Linked DNA regions of Homo sapiens: all the other regions are linked to region 2. A link is a contact called in ENCODE Hi-C or POLR2A ChIA-PET data. All regions are on one chromosome and are shown on one strand. Each heading gives the region's core, a stretch centred on a gene start or an enhancer-like site at or near the end of the contact. The rest is flanking DNA. Distances are from core to core; before and after follow the strand shown. Region 1 overlaps PHC2 (polyhomeotic homolog 2). Region 2 overlaps ZNF362 (zinc finger protein 362). Region 3 holds the start of TRIM62 (tripartite motif containing 62).

Region 1 (3,257 bases), core at 369-2,868, 87 kb after region 2:
GTGTCTTCCTTTAAGCCATCCAGCTTAAAGGCTGCTCCCAGAGCACTCTGTGCCTGCCTGTCTCCTAGCACTTACAACATAGCCTTACAAGAAAGTGATTTGCTTGGGGGTGGGATCATGTCATATTTTCCCATAATACCTTGTGCTTCGTTCCATAGATGTTTGTTGAATAAAATTGCTTGAAATGCACCATACTCCATCCTACTCCTCATCTGAAAGCTTAATCTCTACCTCATCCACAAATTTCTCACCAACTAGTTTAAAACATCAGCCACCTGTGATTTCACTTCAGTACCTTCCATCAATGGTGTCTATACTAATAATAGTGATTATTTATTGAGCACTTACTACTTGTCAAGCACTATCATAGATACTATGACCTCCCTTATGGTATAGGTATGATTATCCCAATTTTGTCAATGAGAAATATATCTAAGCAATTTATGTAAGGTCATCATAGAACTGGGATTCAAAACCAAGTCCGACTCCAAAGCCAGAGCGCTTCCCATGATCCTCTCTGCAACTTCACCTTGAGCCATTATTTCAGCCACACTGGGTGAAGTCCGTGTCAAAGCATACTAGATTTTCAGTTGAAAACGAACTGATATCTCTGAATTTAATTCCCTAATTGTTAATTAATGTCCATTTATACTTACAAAATATTCTATGTAATATATATATAAAGGATAATATGCTTGTGTATCCATCAACCAGTATGAGAAATCAAAAATTACCATAATCTCCCTTGTTTTTTCTATGCAAGAACGGAGACCCAGTGTGGGGGAGGTAAGTGACTTGGGGTGATATGGCTCCCCTGATTCTCATCCAGTACCATGGAAGGCACCTCAGGAAACCTCCTGCCCGCATGGTGGTGGTGACTTATCAACGAGAGAGGTGAAGTTTGCCCTGCAGAGAAACCAGAAGCTAGGGTCCTGCCATATGTCACTTTATTGTTGGTCTCCTAGTAGAAGGGAACTTGAGTTGGAAGAAAACATAATTAGTAAGTGTGGACCCATATAACAGCTTTAAAACTTTTTTTTCTACAGTTCCCCTTTTTGAACCAGAGCTTTCATATCTCCCCCTTCACACCTTCCTTCCGCTCAAAGTTCTGGCTGCTGGAGAGTAGCGGAGGCATTCTGCAGTCTCAGTAAGGGCTACTGAGGCATCTGTGGACTCTCCTTACATCCTTCCCTCTGGTGACCCACATTAGAAAATCTGAATCCTTAAACTTTCACAGTATCTAGGCTTTCAGTATTCTACCCACCCCTTTTCAATTTCCTTTTAATTCCTACTCTTATTCTTTCCTTCTCTTCCAACTAGTTCTTTATTTCTTCCCCAAGGCCACCCATCCCTGCGGACTCCCATTATAAATCACAGCCAAATCTCATTAATGGCTAACATCAAGAACTAGAAGTCTGTTTTTCTCTGGGTTCCTACTCACTGTGTGGTTTTGTATGAGCCCGGGCTCTGAAGGGCTATGATTCCTATTTAAGTCACTTCTCCCCTCCTAACTGCAATGGGCCACTTTGAATGATGTGCTGAATATAACTGGCTTGGATAGTGATCTTATTACAGGTCTCTGCTGCCCACAGGGCCTGAGACCAGCAGCTGGAGAAACGCTGATGGTTCTGCCCTCCCAGGAGCCGCCAAGTCTACGAAACACTAGGCCTTTGTCCCCAGTGTCAGGGAAATCCATTTGCTGTGGATTACAGCTGTGACAGAGGTTCCGGGAAAGCAGAGGGGAAGGATACTGAAAACCTCTCTCCAAATCTAGCCTAAAGCCCTGGGGTAAGGCAGGGTGAGGTTTTTCCTAATGGAATCAGAGCTGGGCAGGAAATGAGAAGTCTCGTCAGCCCCATCGTGGCTGCTGGTATTATCATGAGGCGGCTTGGTATGGAGAGTCTGAAGAGATGGGTGAACATATTCCTTTGCTGTGGCTCTGCTTCTCCTTTCTGGATGCCCCTCCGCCAGAGGCATAAGGCAGTAATAACAGAAGATTCAGACTCCCTAGACTTAGGGGACCTGGGGGAGGCCTCCTTACACCTCTCGGCTGCTGCATGAACATAAGTGTCCTGATTTGTTCCAGTCTGAAGCCACTGACTCACTGGGAGCAGTCCAAATGGATGCAGCTCAAACCATCTCAAAAGGTCCCTCCCTCTCCCCTGTCCTCTGCATGTTGCCACCTTTAGTGTCTCTAGAAACCAAAGTAAGTAAATGAAGGCCAACAAAAATAGAAGTGAAGGATGAGGAATTAAAGCTGGTCATATAGTCCTAGCAATCCAAACAGAATGATTTCATTGTGATGCAAAACACTATAAATTTAAATGAGTAAACTTTCTGAAACCTTACTGTTTTCTTCCTAATTTATAAAAGGCAGGTTATATCAAGTATTTCTATAACAAGGTGGTGCTGGTTGGTTGAAGAATATGAGGAGGAAAAAGAAGGATTTGCTGTCTTTTGGAAGGGATGTACAGTGAAAGCCACACTGTGCAGATGCTGAATGCTTGGGGACGGGATGGATGAGTTTGTCTAGACTTGGGCAGCCCTGGACTCACTGCTGTAAGGCAGAGCAAAATATATTCTGTGTCTTCTATGGGCCCCTAATCAAATATAAGCAGTGTCCTTATAAAAGAACGCCATGTGAAAACAGGCACACACGGGGAGAAGCCAGCCACGTGAAGATGGAGGCAGAGATTGGAGCTATGCTGCCACCAGCCAAAGAACACCTGCAGCCACCAGAAGCTAGGAAGAGGCGAGGAAGGACTCAGGGGGAGCATGGCCCTGCCGACACCTGGATTTCATACTTCCAGCCTCCAGAACGGTAACATGATACATTTGTGTTGTTTTAAGCCACCCAGTTTGTGGTAATTTGTTAAGGCGGCCTTAGGGAACTATTATGCTGCCTAATACTCAACCTGACCAGCCTAAAAAGGTCAACTGAAACTAATGGTAAAAAAGGGTGCAAAGGCATTAAAAACAGCCTCGTTAATATCATGGCTTTGTATGCTCCAAGGCAAGGCTTCTCAAAAATGTGGTCCCTTGGCAACTCTCCAAAAATGCAAATTTTCAGGCACCACTTCAGACCTACGGAATCAGAAATTCTGGGAGCAGGGCTCAGCAGCCTGTGTTCTCACAGCCTTCTGGGAGATTCTGATGCTGATGAAGCATGAGAGCCACTGCTCTAAGGGGCCCCACTATCCATTTGAATATGAGATTTAAAAGGGGCAGTCATCATTGATGCCATAAGATGGTCATAA
Region 2 (3,356 bases), core at 800-3,299:
GAGCTGGGGAGGTCCCAGTGCTGAGGATGCAGACATAGCAGAGGTGTGGGGAGACTTATCAGACATGGCTGGCAGGGAAGAATCATTATCTGACCAGGACGTAGGGTGCGTACGAGCAGGGAGGGGATGCTGGACCACCTGGTGAAGGCTTGAATGACATATAAGGAATTTGGACTTTGTCAGTGTTTATAATGGCAGCCAATGGGCTTATTGGTAGCAGGGAGTGTTTCTTACTCAACCCTGTGTCTCTAAGTCTAACACTGGGCCTGGCCAGAGGGGCTTTAGTTTCTTTGATGAGTTTGTTGATGGGCTGATGGCAAACCCAGTCAGTGAGAGGGGCTGGGGCCTTGGAAGGAAGGAGTGGACACCCTTTTGATAAAATCTGGATATTCCCCTCCACTTCTGTTCCTCAACAAATTAGGCAAACAAGGTGCAGGCCCAGCTGGCATTTCATTGCTCACCTGCTTGGTACAGCAGATTTGCCCAAACAGATGCTTGAAGACACGCCCAGGGAGATGGTGCAAAGGCATGAGTGTGGAAAGCAGGGAAGGCCACTATTAGTGCATGCCAGGCTGCTGAGCTCCATTTGTGGACATCATCACCCAGTCCACAGCTCCATCCTCACCTGGGCTGTTGGGCAGGTACAGGGTCATCAGCCCTCAAGTCACTGCCCCAGTGTCACCTTCCTCATGAGGCCCTTATCTCCGTTTAAAACTGTATCCCTCCTTCCCGTCACTCATGGTCTCCCCATCTTGTTGTTTTTCCCACAGAACTTACTACCTTCTACATGTGATTTACTTATTTCACGCTTGTTGCTTATTTCCTCCAGGCAGTGGCTTTTGTCTGTTTTGTTCATGATATATTCCAAATACCTAGCACAGTGCCTGGGGCATGGGTACCCAATGTAATGAATGTGAATGAATAACGATAACTGGCAAACGTTGAGTGCTTACTTTGTACCAACACTAGGCTAAGCCCTTTACATGCATTATCTGATGTTATCTTCACAAAGCCCGATGAGATAGGAACTGTATTTTTATACCCATTTTGCAGATGAGGAAACTGATGCTCAGTGGTTTGTCCAAGGTCACCCAGCTGGTTAATAGCCAGGATGAGAACCCAGGAGTGGCAGGGACAGAAGGAGCTCTCAGGAAGGACACAGAGGGGCTGAGCTTCAGGGCCATGCTGTCCCACATTCTCCCATTTACTGGGGTGACCATGCAGCTGTCACGGAGATGTGCCTGACATGGGGTAGGGACAGGAAATAAGTGTCTGGGGCCAATTAGAGGGAGATGTCTCCTTCTTCTTAGGGAAGGAGGCTGGGTGGGCAGGGAAGGTCCCGACAAAGCTGTGCATCTGTGTTCTTTGCAATATGTGGTCCGTAGTGTGGGGTTTTCAAAGAGAGGGGCAGCCAAATCAGGCCCTCTCCGAGGCCTGCACTGGGTTGCTGCAAGGGCTCTGGTGGTGGGCTGGGGACAGCTGGGACCTGTGGGAAGTAGGAGGCTCTGGTCAGACTGGCAGTGGAGGCCAGAGAAGGAAGGAAGAGCCATGGCCGTTGAAGTCCCCAGCTCTTGCCTGGGCTCACTCTTGGTCCTTGGGGAGCATGGGCAGGGTAGGGACCGAGAGGCTTAGGGGCCAGAGTAAGGACTTGGGAACTGGAGCGGTCTTGGGGTGTGTGTCAGGGACTTCGACCTTACTGGGCTGCCCATTACAGAATCCACACAGGCGACAGACCCTACAAGTGCCCACATCCTGGCTGCGAGAAGGCTTTCACTCAGCTCTCCAACCTCCAGGTGAGTGCCTGCCTGCCTCCTGCCCACCAGGTGCTCTGGTGCCCCCCCACCCACCCCCACAAGGAAGCGTAGGAAGGGGGTGGGGTGAGGGAGCCCTGTTCCTCTCCTGACCCCCTGCTGTGCCCCTACAGTCTCACCAGCGCCAGCACAACAAGGACAAGCCCTACAAGTGTCCCAACTGCTACCGGGCCTATTCGGACTCCGCTTCTTTGCAGATCCACCTCTCGGCCCACGCCATCAAGCACGCCAAGGCCTACTGCTGCAGCATGTGTGGGCGGGCCTACACCTCGGTGAGTGCCGGTCGGCCTGTGCCCTGCCCCGGGGGAGCCACTTCGTCTTCCAGGCCTCAGTTGCTTCCCCATTGTCAGATCTGTGTCGACTCTTCCCATTTTCCAGACAAATTGAGGCCTAGAGAAGGGAAGTGACACCCTGAGATCACAGGGAAGGGGAGAACCAGAGCTTTTGCTTCCCACTTCTGGTTTCAGCTACCCCTGACCAAGCCCCTAGCCTCCTGCTCACCTTTAGCCTGAGTCTCCGAGGCCCTGGAGTACTCACAGCAGTGGCAGGAGGCTTTTCACCTGCTCCGCAGAGCTACAGAGAGAAGCGCCTTCCTGTCACCCAGGAAGCTGCAACCCCCATTGTGGCCACAAGGTGGCGCAGTGACATGGCCCATAGCCACCCTCATCTCAGGAAAGGCCTGAGCAGCCCGGAAAGCTCAGAGCATTCAGCTCCCGTCCCTGGGTGGGAATTTCCCCAAACGAGGGCCTTTTGGCACCCAGAAATACCATTCACCCCCAGGCGAATCGCTTGAGTGTGTGCTTCTGTTTGATCTAATATTCTAGTTAACAGACCCCGTATCCCCGACATAGAGGTCACTGAGCCTCAGTTTCCTCATCTGTCAAATGGATGAACTCACAGGGCTGTTGGCTGGCAGAGTGGTGCCAAATCAACCTGAGCTAGTACCATTATTTATTCACTCAGTCTTTACTAAACACTTCTGCCTGGTGCTCGGGCATTGGGATGAGCCAGACAGATCTATTTTTTGTCCCCAGGGAAATTAAGAACTGTTGGAGACAAGTATTAAACAAGTACACACGTAACTGTTTGACGGGAAATTGTGTAGCTGCTGTAAAGCAGAGACTCTCGGCCCTAGTCCAGATGGACATTTGGGCCGGACCTTTCCACTGTGGGCGCTGGCCTGCACGTGGCAGGGCTCTGAGCAGCATTCCAGGCCTCCATCCGCTAGATGCCAGTAGCAACCGCTCCCCAAGTGGTGACAGCCAAAAAATGTCTTCAGGGATGACACAGAGGGGCTGAGCTGCAGGGCCATGCCGTCCTGCATTCTGGAGTCCTGCATCCTGGGGGACAGCATGGCCCTGAAGCTCTGTCCCTCTGTGTCCTCCCTGGGAGCTCCTTTTGTCCCTGCCACTCCTGGGTTCTCATCCTGGCTCTTTGTCCCTGGGGGGCAAAATCACCTCAATTGAGAACCACTGTGATAAAAGTGTGTTTTGAAAGACAGCAGGGAGGACACAATGGAGCTGGGAAGGGGGATGAGTCCAGATT
Region 3 (3,265 bases), core at 646-3,145, 110 kb before region 2:
TCACTCTGCATGTACCGTTTCACTTAGTCTTCAAAAGTCCTGATGTGGGGGACAGAGCCAAAGAGGTCATCAAAAACCTCTAGAGACTCCTAGAGGTCTAGCCCCTCCCTTCTTGAATCACCTTACATCTGGGCCTTATTCTCCAAATCTTTACCTTTAAGTCCTGGCCCCACTCAACCTGGCCTCTACTCTGGCTTAAATCTAAACTTGTTGTAGAGTATCCGGACCTGATCTCAGTCTTAACCCCTCATACACCTTGGCCTAACCCTCGGTACTCAAACCTGCCCTCTCAGCACTTTGGCACCCTAACTTATACCACTCTATTAGGTTTCACCCTCACCTGTCCAGCACATTCTAGCCCCCGTACTCCTCTTAGTCCTGATGCACATCTGATCCGGTCTCCGCCCCCACAGAACCCCCAGCCTGCCAGAGCTCAGCTACCCGGTTTAATACAGACCCATCCTCGCGACCTCGCCCTCAGTCTGACAGTGGCCCTGCCTTTGCCCAACTCTGATTCCGGTTCGTCCACAACCCTGCCCCAGCCCAGTATCTGGTCCAGTTCTGATCTCACTTGTTTCCGCCATCCCATCCGCATCCCCGACTTCTCCCTAACCGCGGACCAGCCGGTACTCCAGGTCTGTCTCAGATCCCTCAGGGTCCGGACTGCCCAAGGCCCCGCCCCCACGGCCCCGCCATGCGGCGGCCCCGCCCCTCCCTGCCCCGCGTTACTCCTGATAGGGCCCTGACCTTGCTGGCGGCCCCGCCCCAGGACCATTCTGACTGGGCCTGGCCCGCGGTCCAGCCCTGACCCCACCCCCCGCCCGGCCCCACCTCCAGCCCGGCCCCGCCCCTTCCCCAGGCAGGCCGGGTAGCGCACCTGCAGCTCGTCGAAGGCGTCGTCGATGCCGGTGACCTGATGCTGCTCGTGCAGTGCAGGCTCGTCGCAGAAGAAGCAGAGAAGCGCGCGGTCCGTGAGGCAGAAGAGCTTGACCTTGTCGTGCGCCTGGCAGGGTCGCGCGGCGCGGCGCGCGTTGAGGATGGCGTCCAGCGGGAAGGAGCTGTAGCGCTCCACGATGTTGGCCAGCTTGAGGCTGGGCGCCAGCGCGGGCTCGGCGAACGTGCGCCGGCACTCGGGGCAGTCGCGGGCGCCCTGCGCCTCCTGCCGCACCCAGTGCTCCGTGATGCAGCGGCGGCAGAAGTAATGCTCGCAGCCCAGGCTCACCGGGTCCTGGTAGATGCTCAGGCAGATGGAGCACAGCAGCTCGTCCTTGAGGCTGCACGCCATGGCGCCAGGGGCAGCAGAGAGGGGGGCCCGAGGGGCAGGGGGGCGGCTGAGAGAGCGCGGCGCTGTCGGAGGCAGCACCGAGGGCTGGGCGCGGGGACGAGGCCCGCACAGGCAGGGGTAGGAGCTACCGGAGAAGGGAGGGGGTGCTGTCCGGAAGGAGGGTAACGCGAGGAAGGGGTGCGCGGCTGAGACTCCGTGGGACGCCAGCCCGGGAGGGCAGTCTAGAGGTAGTGGGCAGCTCAAGGCGATGGGCGCTGGGAGGAGGCTGTGAGCGGCTGAGGGACGGAGATCCTGACGGGGAGGTTCTAGGGGGCGGGGCAGTCCTAAGGGATAGGAGCTGGGAGAAGGGGATCCCGGAGCGGGGTGGAGCCCTTAAGGGGGTCGAAATCCCGGGGTGGGGGCGGTGCGGGGAGGGCGAGAAGCTGGGGATGGGGAATCCTGGGGGAGGGGGCAGCCAGGCCGAGCCGTACATTGGCTGTGACCGGCAGAGAAGAGGAGGGGTGCCGGCCCGCTCAGCTGCCGGATCCCGGCCCCAAACCCTGGCCCAGCGCGACCCCTTACCCCCGCGAGCTTAGCAGCCACCGCTTCGGTCCAGCGCAGCCTCTCAACCCGGAACCAGCCGAATCCGAGCTGCCGGTGGCCGCGGCTGCCTCCCCGCCCCCGTGGGCGGGACCCAAGCAACTCCGCCCCCGCAGCGGGCGGGGGAGGGGCGGGGCCACCAGCCGGTTGACCCCGCCCCACCCCCACCATCCTCCAGCTCCCAGGGAAGCGAAGCCCAGCTGTTCCTTCGGGGTGTGTACTTGGAACTGCATCCAGGTCTCGCTTAGGGTCCCCGCGGCGAGGCGGAGCAGCTAATTTGAGAGCACAACAAATAAACAAGGAGCATCTTTCTGGATCATCGATTTGAAGATGTAGAAAAAATCATATTTTGTATTAAAACGAACAAGAATATATTTGGAATACAACTTCTGCATAAAATATAAAGATAAAACTCTTGAAATGCCCTGCTTGCTTAGAGCGAGTTCAAGGCCCTCACACTCCTAAGCCCTGGGGTCCCATTTCCTCTTCACTTTCTTAAGGAGTGCTTGGGGAGAAGTTTGGAAAGCCCTGGCTAACATCTGGCCCCGGAGGCTGCCTCCATTGGCAAACAATTCTGGAGTGCTGTATTTGTGTGTGTGTGTGTGTGTGTGTGTGTGTGTGTGTAAGGCGGTGAGGGGTGGAGCAGGAGAGAGGGAGAAAAAGTAATAGGAGAACTTGTCTTGTGTGCCAGATGGAGAGGGGATAAGGGATTTCTAGGCAGAGGAGACAGCCTGTGCAAAAGCATAGAGGCGTGAAAGGGGAGGGCGCAGTGAAGGAAGTGCTAGTAATTCTGTACTGTTGGGGGTGGGGTGGAGAAGGAGCCTGGGTGGGCTGGAGGGCATTGTGGGTCATGGTAAAGAATTTCTTGAAGGCATGGGGCTTTCAGGCAAGGGAATGACCTGGTCCGATTGGGTTTCAGGAAGTCTTGGAGATAATCATTATACCATCTGCAAGGTGAAGAAGACAGGGAGCTTTTCCAATGTGTCTGCGGATGCACAGCACTCAGCACACAGTAAAGGTGTGTAGCTGAATAACCGCATCAACGCCCTGGGTTGCAGGAGGAAGGAAAGACTGGGCACCCCTAAGGTGCTGTTGTCATCGTGCCTGCAGGAGGTGAGACCCGAACTGGGGCCTCAGCAGTGGGTAAGGAGAGAAGACTAGGGTATTGCAAGTACAGACACGGTGACATTTGGTGATGGTTGGATACGGGGGTGAGGGAAATGAGCCATAGAGGGTGGCTACCAGTTTCTGCCTCCTCCAGAAATATCTTCATTGGTGTTAAACTTTATTGAGGTACAGTTTATGAAAAAGCTCTCAGTTTAGTTCTCTATGGTTAACACTTTCTCCATCACACCCTCATCTGGCCCAGAATCTCCATCATTGCGAGAAAAATAGTTGGTT

What was found. Hi-C counts contacts between places; a loop is a spot of excess contacts on that map. ChIA-PET counts read pairs that join two places held with the same protein, here RNA polymerase II (POLR2A). Pooled maps may share reads with other maps.
Region 1: a map of endothelial cell of hepatic sinusoid shows a loop between it and region 2 (4-fold over the local background). The contact joins two enhancer-like sites. A Hi-C loop is called at or near these places in 3 of 168 maps with a recorded cell type or tissue (endothelial cell of hepatic sinusoid, heart left ventricle and psoas muscle) and 1 of 37 single-sample maps with no recorded cell type. POLR2A ChIA-PET finds 5 or more read pairs at or near these places in 1 of 52 experiments (AG04449).
Region 3: a pooled map shows a loop between it and region 2 (4-fold over the local background). The contact joins the promoter of TRIM62 here to the enhancer-like site in region 2. A Hi-C loop is called at or near these places in 1 of 37 single-sample maps with no recorded cell type and 9 of 50 pooled maps. POLR2A ChIA-PET finds 5 or more read pairs at or near these places in 3 of 52 experiments (SK-N-SH, WTC11 and naive thymus-derived CD4-positive, alpha-beta T cell).

What each region holds. Positions count from the first base shown.
Region 1 is chr1:33,381,138-33,384,394 of GRCh38, forward strand. All of the region lies in intron 1 of PHC2 (polyhomeotic homolog 2), which reads right to left. Among named protein-coding and RNA genes, the nearest start is that of PHC2-AS1, 32 kb to the left of the region's middle. Within about 2 kb of position 1,619, at least 4 of the 41 ENCODE cell types and tissues checked have a DNase peak (open chromatin) inside an H3K27ac peak, as active enhancers do.
Region 2 is chr1:33,293,223-33,296,578 of GRCh38, forward strand. ZNF362 (zinc finger protein 362) reads left to right here. Exons shown (of 9, transcript NM_152493.3): 7 at 1,715-1,793; 8 at 1,925-2,083. Among named protein-coding and RNA genes, the nearest start is that of A3GALT2, 26 kb to the right of the region's middle. RefSeq lists an enhancer at 2,074-2,584. Within about 2 kb of position 2,050, at least 11 of the 41 ENCODE cell types and tissues checked have a DNase peak (open chromatin) inside an H3K27ac peak, as active enhancers do.
Region 3 is chr1:33,180,148-33,183,412 of GRCh38, forward strand. TRIM62 (tripartite motif containing 62) reads right to left here and starts at 1,896. Exons shown (of 5, transcript NM_018207.3): 1 at 878-1,896. The coding sequence starts at 1,285. It also overlaps a transcript of ZNF362 not described here. RefSeq lists an enhancer at 419-588 and silencers at 671-870, 1,461-1,530, 1,761-2,070.